Regions from separate parts of the Homo sapiens genome. Here region 1 is linked to region 2. A link is a loop called in an ENCODE intact Hi-C map of the cell type or tissue named here. Cell type or tissue: PC-3. All regions are shown on one strand. Each heading gives the region's core, and the rest is flanking DNA. Links, peaks and the distances in the headings are about the cores only.

The links. A loop is a pair of places that touch in the nucleus more often than their neighbours do. Peaks named below come from ENCODE experiments on the same cell type or tissue, not always from the same donor. Only the 100,000 strongest peaks of a DNase experiment are listed, where the experiment ranks them.
Region 1: it touches region 2 in a loop (4-fold over the local background); 2 of 110 quality-filtered maps call a loop at or near these places.

Annotation. Positions count from the first base shown.
Region 1 is chr1:182,372,517-182,381,764 of GRCh38, forward strand. It overlaps GLUL (glutamate-ammonia ligase), which reads right to left. Exons shown (of 7, transcript NM_001033044.4): 7 at 5,582-9,248. Among named protein-coding and RNA genes, the nearest start is that of GLUL, 15 kb to the right of the region's middle. RefSeq lists a silencer at 8,658-8,952. In PC-3, for the core only: no CTCF peak of the experiment used is centred there; a DNase peak (open chromatin) is centred at 4,845; H3K27ac peaks cover 1,411 bases.
Region 2 is chr1:182,212,884-182,222,131 of GRCh38, forward strand. All of the region lies in intron 2 of LINC01344 (long intergenic non-protein coding RNA 1344), which reads right to left. Among named protein-coding and RNA genes, the nearest start is that of LINC01344, 97 kb to the right of the region's middle. In PC-3, for the core only: no CTCF peak of the experiment used is centred there; DNase peaks (open chromatin) are centred at 4,398 and 5,298; H3K27ac peaks cover 3,520 bases.

The sequences.
Region 1 (9,248 bases), core at 267-8,266, 160 kb after region 2:
GATAAGACTTCAAATAAGTCAGTGACATTTTTATGTTAATTAGAAATTTGGTGTCTTCTGAATAGGCATCTGCTTCTTCTGATGCCTATTCAGAAAAGACCCTGTCTTAACAACAGCAAAAAAGACCTTTCACCAGCCAGCTCAGCTCTCATTCCTGTAGATATTTTTTGGATTATCAATCCGGAGAATAGTTCCCTAAGACTGGTCTTATGGGTGTAACTTCTGAATAGACATTTGCTTAGCCTTAGAGAACTGGCCTTTTAAAGAACTGGGTTGACAATCCAGAGAATATCTAGAGGAATGAGAGCTGAGCTGGCAGGTTAAAGATCTTTTTTTGTTGTTATTGAGACAGGGTCTCACTCTGTCACCCAGGCTGGTGCAATCATGGCTTGCTGCAACCTCAATCTCCTGGGCTCAAGCGATCCTCCCACCTCAGCCTCCTGAGTAGCTGAGACTACAGGTGTGCACCACCTCACCTGGTTAATTTGTTTTTTTTTTATGGAGATGAGGTCTTACTATGTTGCTCAGGCTGGTATCCTCCTGCCTCAGCCTCCCAAAATGCTGGGATTACAAGCATGAGCCACTGTTCCCAGTGAAGGTGAAAGATCTTGAAGTCATGATGAAACAGAAGTAACTGAGAATGTTTAATCTGAAAAAACAAAAAGGACTCAATGGAGATGTGAGTCCTGTCTTCAACTCTCTCAAGGATTGCCATGTGAAAGAAGCATCAGGCTTGGTCTGTATAGTTTCAGAGGGCAAAATAAGGATAATGGCAAATGCTACATAGAGACACATATGACCTCATCATAAAGAAAATCATAAAGCAGTTCATAAATGGAAAGGGCTTCCTTATTATATATTGACCTCCCTGCCTTAGAGGGTTTGAGCATATATTGGATGACCACCTAATAGTGCAGCACTATACAGCAAAAGATTCTTTACAAAAGATTCCTAAACAAACAGAGTGACCTGGAGACAAGAGATTCTTAACCCCAATCCCTGGTTGAGCTTCAGGGAGACTTTAAACACACTGAAATTATATTTAAAGCATATTTTCAAGAGAGAATATTTGTGGCTGTTTTGTTTTAACCAGAGTATCAAAGAGGAGAATAACCCAAAATAAGTTTAGGGTGACTGACCTAGGATGACTTTCAATTCTGAGATTCTAGGATTAAAATTCATACACCAGGCCGGGCATGGTGGCTGTAATTCCAGCACTTTGGGAGGCCGAGGCAGGTGGATCACCTGAGGTCAGGAGTTTGAGACCAGCCTGGCCGACATGGTGAAACCCCATCTCTACTAAAAATACAAAAATCTGTTGGGCGTGGTGGCACGTGCCTGCAATCCCAGCTACTCGGGAGGCTGAGGCAGGAGAATCGCTTGAACCTGCGAGGCGGAGGTTGCAGTGAGCCAAGATTACACCACTGCACTCCAGCCTGGGTAATAAGAGCGAAACTCTGTCCAAAAAAAAAAAAAAATTAACACACCAACATCTTTGAGCACCAACAGCCAATGAAATTTCCATTGAGCATGCACTGGTGGGAAAAGAAGATTCTTTATATGCTTGAAACATTAAATAGTGAGTTATGTTCTTCTGAAATACAGAATAGGAGAAAGGCCTCAGGTCTCCAGGCTCTTTCGTGCTTCCCCATTCACCAGCCTCCAGACTCATATAGTCAGCATGGAGTTGTGATGAAGGCTGGGCAGATGGAGGCAATGTCATTCATGTCTGTTTGCCTTCCACCAAGAACTGTCAGTGCCACACCATGCCAGGCAGCTGCTGCCTCCAATAGGGATTCCTGCAGGATGCTGGCACTCAGCTAGCTCCTCCCAATAGTGTGAGCTGAAGACCTGATGCCCAGCTAAAATGAGGGAAGAAGAACTTTTCAGGTAGCATATCCTGTCCACTAGAGCCCAAGAACATATGAACAGGCAGTAGAAATTACATAGTCTCACTCTGTCTCCAGTCTTGCCTCCATTTTTTTTCTCTTTCCCTTCCACTTCTCCGGTCTTTCTCTCTCCTTCCTAATTCTCTGTTTCTTTGTTCTCCTCCCCATTCCCCTCCCCTTCTGCTGTGACCTCTAAGTTGGCTCAGCATCATTGTTCAAGATGTTGGTTATATAACACGGCTTATGAAAGCAAAAGCAAAATAATATGCTGCCTGCCATGCCAGGTGAAACCCAGCATGAAAAGAAAATACTGGTACGCGGCACTTCTGGGCTTTTTTGGGCTATGAGGAGGATCAGCTGAAGAGAGCTTAGATGTTCCATGTGCACCAAACTTCAGATCTCTCTTGAGACTAACTCACCCAGATTTGGGAGCATTTCAATTTTTTTTTTTTTTTTTTTTTTTTGAGACAGACTCTCACTCTGTCACTCAGGCTGGAGTGCAGTGGCACGATCTCGGCTCACTGCAACCTCCACTTCCTGGGTTCAAGCGATTCTCCTGCCTCAGCCCCCTGAGTAGCTGGGATTGAAGGTGCCTGCCACCACACCTGGCTAATTTTTGTATTTTTAGTAGAGATGAGGTTTCACCATGTTGGCCAGGCTGGTCTCGAACTCTAAGTTGTTTTTAGAGTTCTAAGGTGATCCACCTGCCTCAGCCTCCCAAAGTGCTGGGATTACAGGTGTGAGCTACCACACCCAGCCATTTTTTTTTTCGAGGCACAGTCTCACTCTATTGCCCAGACTGTAGTACAGTGGTGGGATTACAGCTCACTGAAGCCTCCATCTCCCAGGCTGAAGCCATTCTCCTGCCTCAGCCTCCTAAGTAGCTGGGACTACCATACTCGGCCCATTTTTAATTTTTGTAGAGATGGGGTCTCACTATGTTGCCCACGCTGGTCTCAAACTCCTGGGCCTAAGTGATCCTCTCACCTTGGCCTCCCAAAGTGCTTGGATTACAGACATGAACTGCCACACCCAGCCAAGAAGATATTATTAAAGGACTTATGATATTAAAGGAATCAAAGGAAACCAAAACCTTTCTCCCTAGGATAACACTTTAACTTTGACTATTTTCTCAGGGCCAAACTGCTCATTGTGGTAATTTAAAGATAGTTCCACAAATTCTTTGATACCTCTTCCTTCAAGAAATGGAGCTTTCCCTTCCCCTTGAATATGGACGAAATTTAGTGATTCACTTTTAGCAAATGAAGTATGGTAAAAGTAATGGGATGTCCCTTCCAAGATTAGCTTATAAAGGAACTGAGGCTTCTCTCTCTCATTTTCTTCTTTGGATCACTCACTCCGGAAAAAGACATGGCATGGGCAGCGCTATGAAGAGGCCCACATGGCAAGGAACTGAACCCAGTCAGATCTTCAGAGACTGCAGCCCTCACAGTCTGGCTGCAACCTGCTAAGAAACCTCAATGCAAAAGCACTCGGCTAAGTCACTCCCAGATTCCTGATCCTTCAAAATTGTATAAGATAATAAATATTTCTTATTTTAAGCTGCTACATTTTGGGGTAATTTGTTATGCAGCAACAGATAGTACACTTGTGATGCTTTTATTTATTTATTTATTTATTTATTTATTTATTTATTTTTGAGGTGGAGTTTCACTCTTGTTGCCCAGGCTGGAGTGCAATGGCGTGATCTTGGGTCACTGCAACCTCACCTCCCAGGTTCAAGCGATTCTCCTGCCTCAGCCTCCTGAGTAGCTGGGATTACAGGCATGCGCCACCACACCTGGCTAATTTTGTAGTTTTAGTAGACACAGGGTTTCTCCATGTTGGCTAGGCTGGTCTCGAACTCCCGACCTCAGGTGATCTGCCTGCCTCGGCCTCCCAAAATGCTGGGATTACAGGTGTGAGCCACCACACCCAGCCGATGCTTTTAAATGATATATAAACCCTCAGGGTTAGAAAGTGCTGGGCTGAGTTACCTGAGGATGATGGTTATATAGCTTTAGGACTCCTAAAGCACAGAAGCCAGAGCCCTGGAACAGAGAGAAATGGTTCTTCCTAACCTGAAATAAATGTATGCTAAATCATTTTATGATTAAATATTCCTATCACTACTAATATAAAATGCTGCCTCATATGCCCCTCCCTACCCCTCCATGACACCCAAATGCTGTGTTAAAATATGGCCAGGCATGTTGGCTCACACCTGTAATCCCAGCATTTTGGGAGGCTGAGGTGAGCAGATCACCTGAGGTCAGGAGATCAAGACCAGCCTGGCCAACATGGTAAAACCCCGTCTCTACTAAAAATGCAAAAATTAGCTGAGTGTGATGGTGCATACCTGTAATCCCAGCTACTTGGAAAGCTAAGGCAGGAGAATCCCTTGAACCCAGGAGGCAGAGATTACAGTGAGCCGAGATCACGACACTGCACTGCAGCCTGGGCGACAGAGCAATACTCTGTCTCAAAACAAAACAAAACAGCTTGTTCATCTTTTTCCAACTTCTCCAACACTGAATTCAGCTGTGAACCTTGATGACAAATAACCAGTCATAAGTTGGAGGAGCTCTTTTACCCTCTAAGGTAGCACATTTAACCAAAAACTGCTTAACTTCAATATTGGGTGTGATGGTTCACAGCATAAAATTCCAAATTTGGAAGGAATTTTGGGGATGTCATAGCTTATCTCAGGCTGATTTTGTAAAGAATGGTGTCAATTCCTGGAGGAGTGAATCACTTAATGACACAGATAATCTAAGTATATTCCCAACCATCCTCTTCCAAGAGAAGGGAAGAACCTGGAAACTCAGCAGCTTCCAGGACATAGCATTTCAGATGACCACCCCAAAGGCCCTGCATTTGGCATCAGGAAGAGGAGGATATTTCTGAACTAAGTAATTTGGAATTTACTGCAGGAGTGAGGCAGCTCATACACAAACCTTTAATACCTATGATTAATACTATGATTAATAGGCCTCACACCCCAGCCTTCTACCTACTTTCTTTAGCCAGTGACATAGTAGTGACCTTTCTCTGATAATGTAAACAACAAACATTTATTGAAGGCTTCCTTGGCTAAGTGCTATGCCATAGCAGTATTTATATAAAAATGTTAATAGATTGGTAGTTTCTGGATCTTAGGCCCACCTAGGAATGAGCCTGGTGGTAGATTGTTTGAAGAGATGGATCCTCTCTTGCAAAGGAAGCTCTGGAAAAGTGCATTCTCTTACTGTACTGTCTCTCTAAATTTAGCTAATTAGATCACAGGTTCCTTCCCAGAGTCCAGGCAAGTGTTCACTTCTTCCAAAAAACGAAAAAAGGAATCCTTTTCCCTCTCCTCCCACAATGTGATACTACATTTCATTCTGTAGCCTTATTTAAACAGTTACCAAAACAGCTCACAAAATCATTTGAGAATAAACTGGGATACATAGCAATGGGCCCAGGAGTCCCCTTCCTTTTGGTGCTGCCAGTGACAACCTTTAGCTATAAAAGGAGGGTCATAAAGGAGACTTGACCATTCACTTGACCACCCCTCATTCATATGCTTTCCCCAACACACCAAACTAGTGCCTATTTGACCCCCATTTCATTTGATTATTAATTTTTTCACATCTTAAATGCTGATTCAATTTACTGTCAATAGAGGAGTAAAACAGAGTCACAGAGAAGGAGTTATTCTAAACCTTTATTGAAAGGCAAATGCAGAAAGCCTTCAACACAGAGGATAGATTTAGTGACTGAGGGCCCACTGGAGTTTAACTAATAGATCTGCTGACTACGCCGTACAGTGGAGGAAACACGCTGCAATCTCAAGACAATGCAGGTAACTCAATCTGAAATCCATCAAAAAGAGGACAACTTGCTCAGGTACAAGGCCCCTGAAAAGTAACTCATCAAATGACAATAGGAACTGTGTGGACACTCCCTCTGTAACATGCACTAGGATATCACTCTCCTATATTAGAGGAGCTCCAAGCAGTGTATCATGCTCAAATATTTATTAATTGACAGTGTCCGACAACCTCCTGTCCATAAAGCATGGCAGAGTGGGTAATTAATTGGAAAGAGTTGGCAGTAGAACTTTAAGAACAATTATACCTTCTACATCTTACCACTCCCCATTCCTAGTGACAACTTTCTCATCTCGGCGAATTCTCTTGTGTACTGTTTCTGGAACATATATTACTAAATTCCTGTCTCCTTTACAAAATGCTGTATCTTGGGCAAAAGACATATGTATTGTGCTTGTATTGTGTATCTAATGTGTACATATATGCATATTCTCACAAATATGGTATACATTTATATTATGCATGTGTATGGACATATATCTGCATATTGTAAAATGAAATAGAATTTTTTTTTTCTTGAGATGGAGTCACACTCTGTTGCCTAGGCTGGAGTGCAATGGTGCAAGCTTGGCTCACTGCAACCTCCGGCTCTTGGGCTCAAGCGATTCTCCTGCCTCAGCCTGCCACTCGGCAGGGTGGGATTACAGGTGCTCACCACCAAGCCCGGCTAATTTTTGTATTTTTAGTAGAGATGGGGTTTCACCATGGTGGCCAGGCTGGTCTCAAACTCCTGACCTTAAGTGATCTGCCCACTTTGGCCTCCTACAGTGATGGGATTACAGGCTTGAGCCACCATGCCCGGCCTGAAGTAGAATTTTTTTAAATGAACGGTCGGAGATCGAGCTAAAGGCTATAAAATGGCAGGGTTCTAATCAGCTCAGATTGTTTTCAGTAGAAATGTACGCAAAGTCTTTGGAGTTAAATGATGAACTGCCACTTATTTATTTATTTATTTGTTTATTTTTTGATATGTCTCACTCTTTTGCCCAGGCTGGAGTGAAGTGGAGTGATCTTTGCTTACTGTAACCTCTGCCTCCCTGGCTCCAGCGATCCTCCTGCCTCAGCCTCCTGAGTAGCTGGAATTATAGGCACCCACCACCACATCTTGCTAATTTTGGTATTTTTAATAGAGACAAGGTTTCACCATGTTGGCCACGCTGGTCTCGAACTCCTGAACTCAGGTGATCCACCTGCCTTGGCCTCCCAAAGTGCTAGGATTACAGGCTTGAGCCACCACACCCAGCCTAAACTGCCAGTTTACATCAGTTATAATTTTTTTTTGTTTTTTTGAGACAGGGTCTCACTTTGTTGCCCAGACTGGAGGGCAGTGGCACAACCATGGCTCACTGCAGCTTCAAGTAATCTTCCCACCTCAGCCTCCCAGGTAGCTAGGACTACAGGTGCATGCCACCACGCCCAGCTAATTTTTCGTATTTTTTGTAGAGATGGGGTTTTGTCATGTTGCCCAGGCTAGTCTCGAACTTCTGAGCTCAAGTGATCTACCTGCCTCGGCTTTTCAAAGTGCTGGGATTACAGGTATGAGCCACCATGCCCAGCCTCAGTTACAACTTTTTTTTTTTTTTTGAGATGGAGTTTCCCTCTTGTTGCCCAGGCTGGAGTACAATGTTGCAATCTCAGCTCACTGCAACCTCCGCCTTCCAGGTTCAAGCAATTCTCCTGTCTCAGTCTCCCAAGCAGCTGGGATTACAGGCATGTGCCACCACGCCCGGCTAATTTTTTGTATTTAGTAGAGACACAGCTTGTTTCACCATATTGGCCCGGCTGGTCTCAAACTCCCGATCTCAGGTGATCCACCTGCCTCGGCCTCTCAAGGTGCTGGGATTATAGGCATGAGCCACTGTGCCTGGCAGTTATAACTCTTAAAGCAACACAAGGCTCTTGGTAGCCTGATTACAATGAGAATTAATTAAGTACACTATTTTCCACAGTACACTCCCACGAAGTTTTTAGTGCTGCCATAATGTTTGTAGTAAAAAGAATCAACATTTTCAATTTGTTTTTTGGGGTTTTGTTTGTTTTGTTTTGTTTAGGCAAGGTCTTGATCTGTCACCCAGGCTGGAGTGCAGTGGTGCAATCACAATTCACTGCAGCTTCAATTTCCTGGGCTCAAGTCATCCTCCCATCTCAGCCTCCTGATAGCTGAGACTACAGGCGTGCAATTTAAAAAAAAATTATTTTGTGGAGTCTGGACCTCACTACATTGCCTAGAACGGTCTCAAACTCCTGGGCTCAAGAGATCCTCCTGCTGCAGCCTCACAAAGTGTTGGGATCACAGGCGTAAGCCACTTCACCTGGCCTTGATTCTTTTTAAGCTCAATAAAAATGGAACTTTGTCTTGCTGTCATGGCCAGAGTTAAAATACAGTCAAACAACAAAGACCTCATAGAGTTAAAGCTCACAAAACTGATACTTAAAAATAACTTATTAAATAAGTATTGCAGGCACTACAACAGGTCTCAAGATACAGTGGTGAGCAAGAAAAACAGGATCTCTTGCTTTCATGAAGTTCAACTAGAAAGTCCTGTCGAATGATGAGACATCTTTCTTTGGGGCAGCAAGTTACTTTCACTTAGTGGTAAAAGGGCCAAGAATAGTTCAGGAACTTCTCATCCACTTGTCTACCCTTCTACACAGACAGCAGCACAGATCTGGCTTTTTACATGGCCCTAGGCCGGGTGCAGTGGCTCACGCCTGTAATCCCAGCACTTTGGGAGGTGGAGGAGTTCAAGACCAGTTCAAGACCTCACTTTGGGAGATCAGGAGTTCAAGACCAGCCTGGCCAACATGGTGAAACCCCATCTGTACTAAAAATACAAAAATTAGCTGAGCATGGTGGTGCACACCTGTAGTCTCAGCTACTTGGGAGGCTGAGGCAGGAGAATCGCTTGAATCTGGGAGGCAGAAGTTGCAGTGAGCCAAGATTGCGCCACACTATACTCCAGCCTGGGTGAGAGTCAGACCCCGTCTCAAAAACAACAAAAGGCCCTAGACAACACCCATCCATGGAATTCTTTCAAATTCCCTATAGCTTGTGCTATCAGTTGTTATTTAGTACCTGGCAAGATGATATTAGGGGAACTCATATTTAAGGAGTTCATGGAGACCTCCTTTTGTAAATACTGGCCTGACTCCTTAAGGTTGAAAGCTTGGTCATTATTCTGTTTAATCTATCACTGATAAAAGTTATCACATAACCCATTGTCTGCAAATGAACTATAAAAAACACCTTAGAAATACAAGGGGATTGCACTGTGACCTGTAGGTCAAAGCTAATTCTAGGTGAGAGGGTGAAGAAACAAATATGCTGGTTGTTTTCACCTAAATTCTGATCCTATGAATTTAAAATTCCTTCTCATGCAATCATTTTGTCATGGAATTGATTACAATGAACAAAATCCAAAGTGCTCAGGTCACTGCCTCTTCAGTTTAGTGCTTACACTGTAGGATACACCATCCAAGAGGCTGT
Region 2 (9,248 bases), core at 1,082-9,081:
AGAACAAAAACTACATATGATAGATCCCCTTGCAGACAGGTGTGGCCATAAGACTAAGTTCTCATCAATGGAGTGTAAGTAGATGGCTGGCCACCATCTTGGATCATGATACAAACTTGGCAATGGAAGCCATGCTGGACAGAGTAACAAGATAGAAGAAACTTGGGTCCCTGACCCTCCCTTTTAGCCAATCTCTAGACTTTCATGTGAAAGAAAAATAAGCCTCAAACTTGCTTGTCCCTGTTATTTAGAGTTTCCTGTCACTTATAGTTAAATTAATTCTATTCTACTACTCTACTTGCTGATCCCACCTTCCTTCCTTCTTCCCTCCCATTTTTTTCTCCTTCCATCCCTTCTTTCTCTCTTCTTTTTTAAAGTAATATTGCATTAACTCAGCAGGGATCTTAGTTGTTATCTCACTCAGGCCCCTCACTTCAAAATGAGGAAATTGAGGATGCCAGAGAGGGGAAGTGACTAAGGTGATGAGGCCTGAACCAAAGACTCAAACCCAGACCTCCTGACTCTCTGGCCCTGTGCTTTTACTACGCCACCTGCCCTGGCTCTTCTTGGCACACAACATCTCCCACAAGGATACAGCATTTTTGGTCCTCCTTTCTTCAGGTCAACTTAAAACCCTAATGAAATAATATTTACTTTTTCAGCCTTGGTGGATGAAGAAGTAGGAAGACCTTAGGTTAAACTACTTTTTCCCTTTAGTGTAAAAACTGATTACAGGCCATTACCAGGCTTCTATCCCTTTTGGTCACTTATTCCCCTCAGAAGACACTGCTCTTGAGGGTGGCCTCAGGTCTAGAGGCTCTAGGGAGCATTCAGGTGTCAGCCCATAGCTGCCCTAAGGGAGAAAGGGCAGGTGGCTACTGCTAACTGTTCCTGGCATGGGTGGCACCCAGATGATGCAGGTTTTTGCTGACTGGGTCCTGACTCTACCCAGCCCTCCAAGACAGCTCAACCCCTCCTCTGAGCTAAGAAGATGCTGCCCTGGATCATGCACCTGGGTTCCCATATGTCCTCTCTGCAGAGAGTGAGCACCCCTTCCCACTGTCCATGGAAGAAGATGTTTCTTCGTGACGGCATGGTAGAGGGAGTGCCGGAAAGGAAAGAATGTCTGCTATACAGTTTGTCTTAAACTAATGCCAGGCGCAGTGGCTCATACCTGTAATCTTAGCACTTTGGGAGGCTGAGGTGGGCGGATCACGAGGTCAGGAGATCAAGACTATCCTGGCTAACATGGTGAAACCCTGTCTCTACTAAAAATACAAAAAATTAGCCGGGCTTGGTGGCATGTGCCTGTAGTCCCAGCTACTCGGGATGCTGAGGTAGGAGAATCGCTTGAAACCAGGAGGCGGAGGTTGCAGTGAGCCAAGATTGTGCCACTGCACATCAGCCTGGGCAACAGAGCGAGACACCATCTCAGGACAAAAAAAAAAAAGAACCTACCCCATAAAACAAAACAGAACAATATTTTAAGCACAATGCCTACTGGTCCGACCAAAATCAAGGGAGCCAATGCCCTGACACTATAAACCTCTATTCATTCAGGAAATGCTAAATTCCTGTCACCTGAGCATTCGGCATCAAGCAGAAAAAACAGGTTTCTGAAATCCTGGAACTTGTCTTTCACTGGTAAGCTATAATTACTCAAATAAATGCCATAATTGAAAACAGAGGTAGACACTGCAAAGAAAAAGTGCAGGGCACAGTAACAGAGCATAATTAGAGAAACTAACTTGGGATTGGAGCAAGTTAGGAAGGAACATTTAACTTGAGACATAGAAGACAAGAAAGAACTATCCAGATGTTGAACATTTCAGACAGCAGGAACAGCTGAGGTAAAAGCCTCATGGTGGAAAAGCAGATAAGAAAGTCTAGTACAGGCTGATTATCCCTTGTCCAAAATATTTGGGACCAGAAGTGTTTCAAATTTAGGGTTTTTTTTTGAATTTTGGAATATCTGCATATCCATAGTAAGTCTAAACACAAAATTCATTTATGTTCCAAGTACACCTTATACACATAGACTGAAGGTAATTTTATACAATATTTTTAATGGTTTTGTGCATGAAACAAACTTTTGACTGTTTTGACTGCAACCCATCATATAAGGTCAAGTGTGGAATTTTCTATTTATGATGTCATGTCAGCATTCAAAATGTTTTGAATTTTGAAGAATTTTGGATTTTGGATTTTAAGGTTAAGGATCCTCGACCTATCTAGCAAAGGCGGGTGGCTGGAGACTGAGGCAGAGCCAGACCACATAGGCCTAACGGATCATGTTGAAGACTTTAGATTTCACTTAAGAGTGAGGTAAGGATATGAAATATATATCTATCTATATATATATACACACACACACACTCACACACACACACACACACACACATATTTCTTTTTGAGACAGAGTCTCAATCTGTGCCCAGGTGTGGTACAATGGTATGATATTGGCTCACTGCAACCTCTGCTTCCCGGGTTCAAGCGATTATTGTGCCTCAGCCTCCCAAGCAGCTTGTATTACAGGCATGCGCCATCATACCTGGCTAATTTTTGTATTTTTAACAGAGATGGGGCTTTATCATGTTTGCCAGGCTGGTCTCGAACTCCTGGACTCAAGTGATCCACTCACCTCCACTTCCCCAAGTGCTGGGATTATAGGCATGAGCCACCACGTCTGGCATGAAAGATTTTTGACTACAGAGTGACCCGTTGTGATTTATATTGTAAAAGATGCCTCAGAACCAAGTGTTTCTGGAGAGGTGCCCCCCAGTTAACACAATGAGGCAACCAATCAATCAAAACATCCTTTAAAAATATTTCACAAGTCTAGCTAATAGGAAGAATGCATCCCTCCCATTCACTGGTCATGAATTAAGCTGTAAAATAATTCAATGTAGGTTCCCAGAGAGAGCTGCAAAATTTGCATTCTAACTCCACTGCCAAAATCAGCAAGGCAGGAACAGTCTTTTAGAAGTATCAGGTCCCAATTGTAAGTGGACAGCCCAAGTGCATATGCAGACAGCATGGTTTTATTACACTAACCAGGAAAAAGAGCTAAACACTAACTACAACAAAACAAAAATTATTGTCCTTGCATGGGACAGCCTCCAAGATTTAATTGGTTGATATCCAATAACTCTTTATGGTAGATGAATCATACAATTTCCTGAGAGTTCATTTAAGTCTAATTCATTATAGTGGCCCATGAGGAAGCCATGCTACTTGGAAGTAGACATTCCACACAAGTCTTACAAATGTTTTTCCCAAGCTGTGATGGCTCAACTTGAAATATTCATGCCATTCTAGCCCAGCAAATTTTGGAGTTTTCATTAAGCATAGATCCTAGCGGGTCACCTGTATTTAGAAGAAGCATGACTTCCTTCCTCATCAGATTATTGGTAGGCTCCTTTATTGCTATAACACATGTCCTTCCACCCACTTATCTAGTTTCCCAAGCATATGCATTTGTCTTTAATTAGCAAAATAGAACAGCTTCCTGGAAGTCTAACTTCAACTCTCAAGTCATACCAAAAATCTAGCTGAACTTATTATATTTATTAAGCATTTAGTTAAGAGTCTGAGAAACATGATATCTATCTATACCTCTAAATATTTTAATTTTTATTGTCAGATTAGCCTGGAATACCAAATACCTGTAAACTTGAACCTCATCACCTTACCATCTCAAATAAATGCCTTTACTATATTTATGTTTTTGTGGAGGGGGTTGGCTTTTATCAAAAATTGTCATGAGAATTCAACTTTTTTGTCCACTCTGAGATTGATATAGAGAACCTTATATCACTTAATACCTCCTCCTCTTAGATAATGAGAATTATTCTATATCAATCCTTCTGTCTCTTTTTCTTTCTTCCTTTTTGTTTCTTTTCCCTTTCTTAATCTTTTTCTATGACAACCATAGTCTTGGTCAAGTTTTATATTTAATCCCAGCTACTGCTTTGCCTCTTATGGTGGCTGGAAATTAGTTTTCTCTTTCTTAATTGTACATCCCCATTTAAAATCTTTATTTCATTAATCTGAATGTTTCCAGTTCATGAAAAAAGTCATTTAAAAACAGGATGCAAACAAATTAAACTAAATATGTTTTTCTTATGTTCTGAAGTATTTATCTGCTTTGGATGGATGGTGAGTTGTGAGCACATACCAGCCAACAGAAGGTTAGGATAAAAGATTTGATCTACAACACTAACACAACAAAACAAAAATGATTGTCCTTGGATGGAATAGACTCCAAAATTTAATTGGTTGATATTCAGTAACTCCTTATGGTGGATGAATCCTACCTTTTCCTGAGAGTTCATTTATGACTAATTCCTTCCAGTGACCCATGAGAAAGCCATACTATTTGGAAGCAGACATTCCATTCAAGTCTTACAAACATTGTATGAGTCCAGCTAACGGAATTCAGAATGATTCGGAGAAGCGCTTTTTATTAACCTACTTAAGACAGGCAGTGTTCTCTCTTCTTCATAGATTTACCTTTGAGGACAGGCACTGGTAAGAGCATTGAAAGAGGAGTCAGGTTACACAGGTTCTAATAGCTGGCCTCTAAATAGCTATTGATCATGGGTAAGTTCTTCCACCTTTCTGGGACTCATTTTCCTCATCTGTAGAAAAACTCAGACTAGAGAAATACGAGGCTGCTTCCAGGTCTACCATCTTATGGTTCTCTAACTTATTCTATAAAAGGTATAGAAGAATGGTTCCTGATCTCAAGAAGTTTAGATTTCTTCAAAGGAGGTAAAATAGCAGCCATGTCCCATTTCTGAAGAATCACAAATGTACAAGTAGATCTGCATATTGAAAGTTGAAGTTTATCAGTCAGGGATGGTGGCTCACACCTGTAATCCCAGCACTTTGGGAGGCCAAGGTGGGTGGATCATTTGAGGTCATGAGTTTGAGACCAGCCTGGCAAACACAGTGAAACCCCAACTCTACTAAAAATACAAAAAAAAAAAAAAAAAAAAAAAAAAAAGAAAGAAAGTTGAAGATTATCAATATGACAATGGGTTGAGGTAAAAATATTTTGCCTTTGTTCTTTTTTTCTTTAGGATAGTCTAATATAATTTGAAAAAAAATAAGATTTCATGAATTAATCACCCTCAGCATTTTTAGATTCAAACAAACAAAAAAACTTCTGTTATTCCTCCTACTGGGTGTGAACTTTCTTGCTAGGAGCATTGTGTCCTGTACACATAGGACAAGGAAGGGCAGGACTGGACAAATATTGATCTGAGTGCTAGTTGAGATGAGCTGTAAAAAGGATTACTCAGAATGGAAATATGTAGTTTGAAAAGTGTAAGGGGAACACACTCATACACTGATCATAGAATTTTAACTCCATATAAACTTATGAAAGGAAGGAGAGCAGTAAACAGCAAAAACCTTAAAAATGTGTGTTATGGGCCAGGCGCGGTGGCTCATGCCTGTAACCCCAGCACTTTGGGAGGCCGAGGTGGGCGGATCACCTTACGTCAGGAGTTCAAGACCAGCCTGGTCAACATGGTGAAACCCCGTCTCTACTAAAAATACAAAAATTAGGACTGGGCTGGCAAGATGGAAGAATACGAACAGCTCTGGTATGCAGCTCCCAGTGAGATCAATGCAGAAGGCGGGTGATTTCTGCATTTCCAACTGAGGTACCTGGCTCATCTCATTCGGACTGGTTAGGCAGTGGGTGCAGCCCACGGAAGGCAAAAAGAAGCAAGGTGGGGCATCACCTCACCTGGGAAGTGCAAGGGTTTGGGGAACTCTCTCCCCTAGCCAAGGGAAGCCATGAGGGACTGTGCCCTGAGGAATGGTACATTCCAGCCCAGATACTATGCTTCTCCTATGGTCTTTGCAATCCGCAGACCAGGAGATTCCCTTGGGTGCCTACGCCATCAGGGCCCTGGGTTTCAAGCACAAAACTGGGCAGCTGTTTGGGCAGACACCAAGCTAGCTGCAGGAGTTGTTTTTTTGTTTTTGTTTTTGTTTTTCACACTCCAGTGGCACCTGGAATGCCAGTGAGCACTGTTCACTCCCCTGGAAAGGGGTCTGAAGCCAGGAAGCCAAGTGGTCTAGCTCAGCGGATCCCACTCCCATGGAGCCCAGCAAGCTAAGATCCACTGACTTGAAATTCTCACTGCCAGCACAGCAGTCTAAAGTCGACCTGGGATGCTCCAGTTTGCTGGAGGAAGGGGCGTCCACCATTACTGAGGCTTGAATAGGCGGTTTTCCCCTCACGGTTTAAACAAAGATGCTGGGAAGTTTGAGCTGGGTGGACCCCACTGCAGCTCAGCAAAGTCACTGTAGCCAGACTGCCTCTAGATTCCTCCTTTCTGGACAGGGCATCTTGAAAAAAAAGGCAGCAGCCCCAGTCAGGGGCTTATAGATAAAACCCCCATCTCCCTGGGACAGAGCACCTTGGGGAAGGGGTAACTGTGGGAGCAGCTTCAGCAGGCTTAACTGTCCCTGCCTGCTGGCTCTGAAGACAGCAGCGGATCTCCCAGCACAGCATTCGAGCTCTATTAAGGGACAGACTGCCACCTCAAGTGGGACCTGGACCCCCGTGCCTCCTGACTGGGACACATCCCAGCAGGGGTCAACAGACACCTCATACAGGAGAGCTCTGGCTGGCGTTTGGGGGGTACCCCTCTGGGATGAAGCTTCTAGAGGAAGGAACAGGCAGCAATCTTTGCTGTTCTGCAGCCTCCGCTGGTGATACCCAGGCAAACAGGATCTGGAGTGGATCTCCAGCAAACTCCAGTGGACCTGTAGCAGAGGGGTCCAACTATTTGAAGGAAAACTAACAAACAGAAAGGAATAGCATCAACATCAAAAAAAAGGATGTCCACTCAGAAACCCCATTCAAAGTTACCAACATCAAAGACAAAAGGTTTTTCCCCAAGAAGAAGGGGAAAAACCAGCACAAAAAGGCTGAAAATTCCAAAAACCAGAACGCCTCTTCTCCTTCAAAGGATCACAACTCCCTGCCAGCAAGGGAGCAAAACTGGACGGAGAATGAGTTTGACAAATAGACAGAAAGAGGCTTCAGAAGGTGGGTAATAACAAACTCCTCTGAGCTAAAGGAGCATGTTCTAACCCAATGCAAGGAAGCTAAGAACCTTGAAAAAAGGTTAGAGGAATTGCTAACTGGAATAACCAGTTTAGTGAAGAACATAAATAACCTGATGGAGCTGAAAACAGAGCACGAGAACTTCATGAAGCATACACAAGTATCAATAGCCAAATCGATCAAGCAGAAGAAAGGATATCAGAGATTGAAGATCAACTTAATGAAATAAAGTATGAAGACAAGATGAGAGAAAAAAGAATGAAAAGGAACAAACAAAACCTCTAAGAAATATGGGACTATGTGAAAAGACCAAACCTATGTTTGATTGGTGTACCTGAAAGTGACGGGGAGAACGGAACCAAGTTGGAAAATGCTCTTCAGGATAGTATCCAGGAGAACTTTCCCAACCTAGAAAGACAGGCCAACATTCAAATTCAGGAAATACAGAGAACACCACAAAGATACTCTTCAAGAAGAGCAACCCCAAGACACGTGATTGTCAGATTCACCAAGATTGAAATGAGGGAAAAATGCTAAGTGCAGCCAGAGAGAAAGGTCGGGTTACCCACAAAGGGAAGCCCATCAGACTAACAGCAGATCTCTCTACAGAAATCCCAGAAGCCAGAAGAGAGTGGGGGACAATATTCAACATTCTTTTGCGGCACTATTCACAATAGCAAAGACTTGGAACCAACCCAAATGTCCAACAATGATAGACTGGATTAAGAAAATGTGGCACATATACACCATGGAATACTATGCAGCCATAAAAAATGATGAGTTCATGTCCTTTGTAGGGACATGGATGAAATTGGAAATCATTATTCTCAGTAAACTATCGCAAGGACAAAAAACCAAACACCACATGTTCTCACTCATAGATGGGAATTGAACAATGAGAACACATGGACACAGCAAGGGGAACATCACACTCTGGGGACTATTGTGGGGTGGGGAAGGGGGGAGGGATAGCATTAGGAGATATACCTAATGCTAAATGACGAGTTAATGGGTGCAGCACACCAGCATGGCACATGTATATATATGTAACTAACCTGCACATTGTGCACATGTACCCTAAAACTTAAAGTATAATAATAAAAAAAAAGAAAAGAATTTTCAACCTAGAATTTCATATGGAGCCAAACTAAGCTTCACAAGTGAAGGAGAAATAAAATCCTTTACAGACAAGCAATGCTGAGAGATTTTGTCACCACCAGGCCTGCCTTATAAGAGCTCCTGAAGGAAGCACTAAACATGGAAAGGAAAAACTGGTACCAGCCACTGTAAAAACATGCCAAATTGTAAAGACCATCGGCACTATGAAGAAACTGCATCAACTAACAGGCAAAATAACCAGCTAGCATCATAATGATGGGATCAAATTCACACATGACAATATTAACCTTAAATGTAAATGGGCTAAATGCACCAATTAAAAGACACAGACTGGCAAATTGGATAAAGAGTCAAGGCCCATCAGTGTGCTGTATTCAGGAACCCCATCTCACAGGCAAAGACACATGTAGGCTCAAAATAAAGGGATGGAGGAATATTTACCAAGCAAATGACAAACATAAAAAAGCAGGGGTTGCAATCCTAGTCTCTGATAAAACAGACTTTAAACCAACAAAGATCAAAAGAGACAAAGAAGGGCATTACATAATGGTAAAGGGATCAATGCAACAAGAAGAACTAACTATCCTAAATATATATGCACCCAATACAGGAACACCCAGATTCATAAAGCGAGTTCTTAGAGACCTAAAAAGAGACTTAGACTCCCACACAATACTAGTGGGAGACTTTAACACCCCACTGTCAATATTAGACAGATCAACAAGACAGAAAATTAACAAGGATATTAAGGACTTGAACTCAGCCCTGGACCAACAGACCTGATAGACATCTACAGAACTCTCCACCCCAAATCAACAGAATATACATTCTTCTCAGCACCACATTGCACTGATTCTAAAATTGACCACATAACTGGAAGTAAAACACTCCTCACCAAATGCAAAAGAACAGAAATCATAAGAGTCTCTCAGACCACAGTGCAATCAAATTAGAAGTCAGGATTAAGAAACTCACTCAAAAATGCACAGCTACATGGAAACTGAACAACCTGCTCCTGAATGACTACTGGGTAAATAAC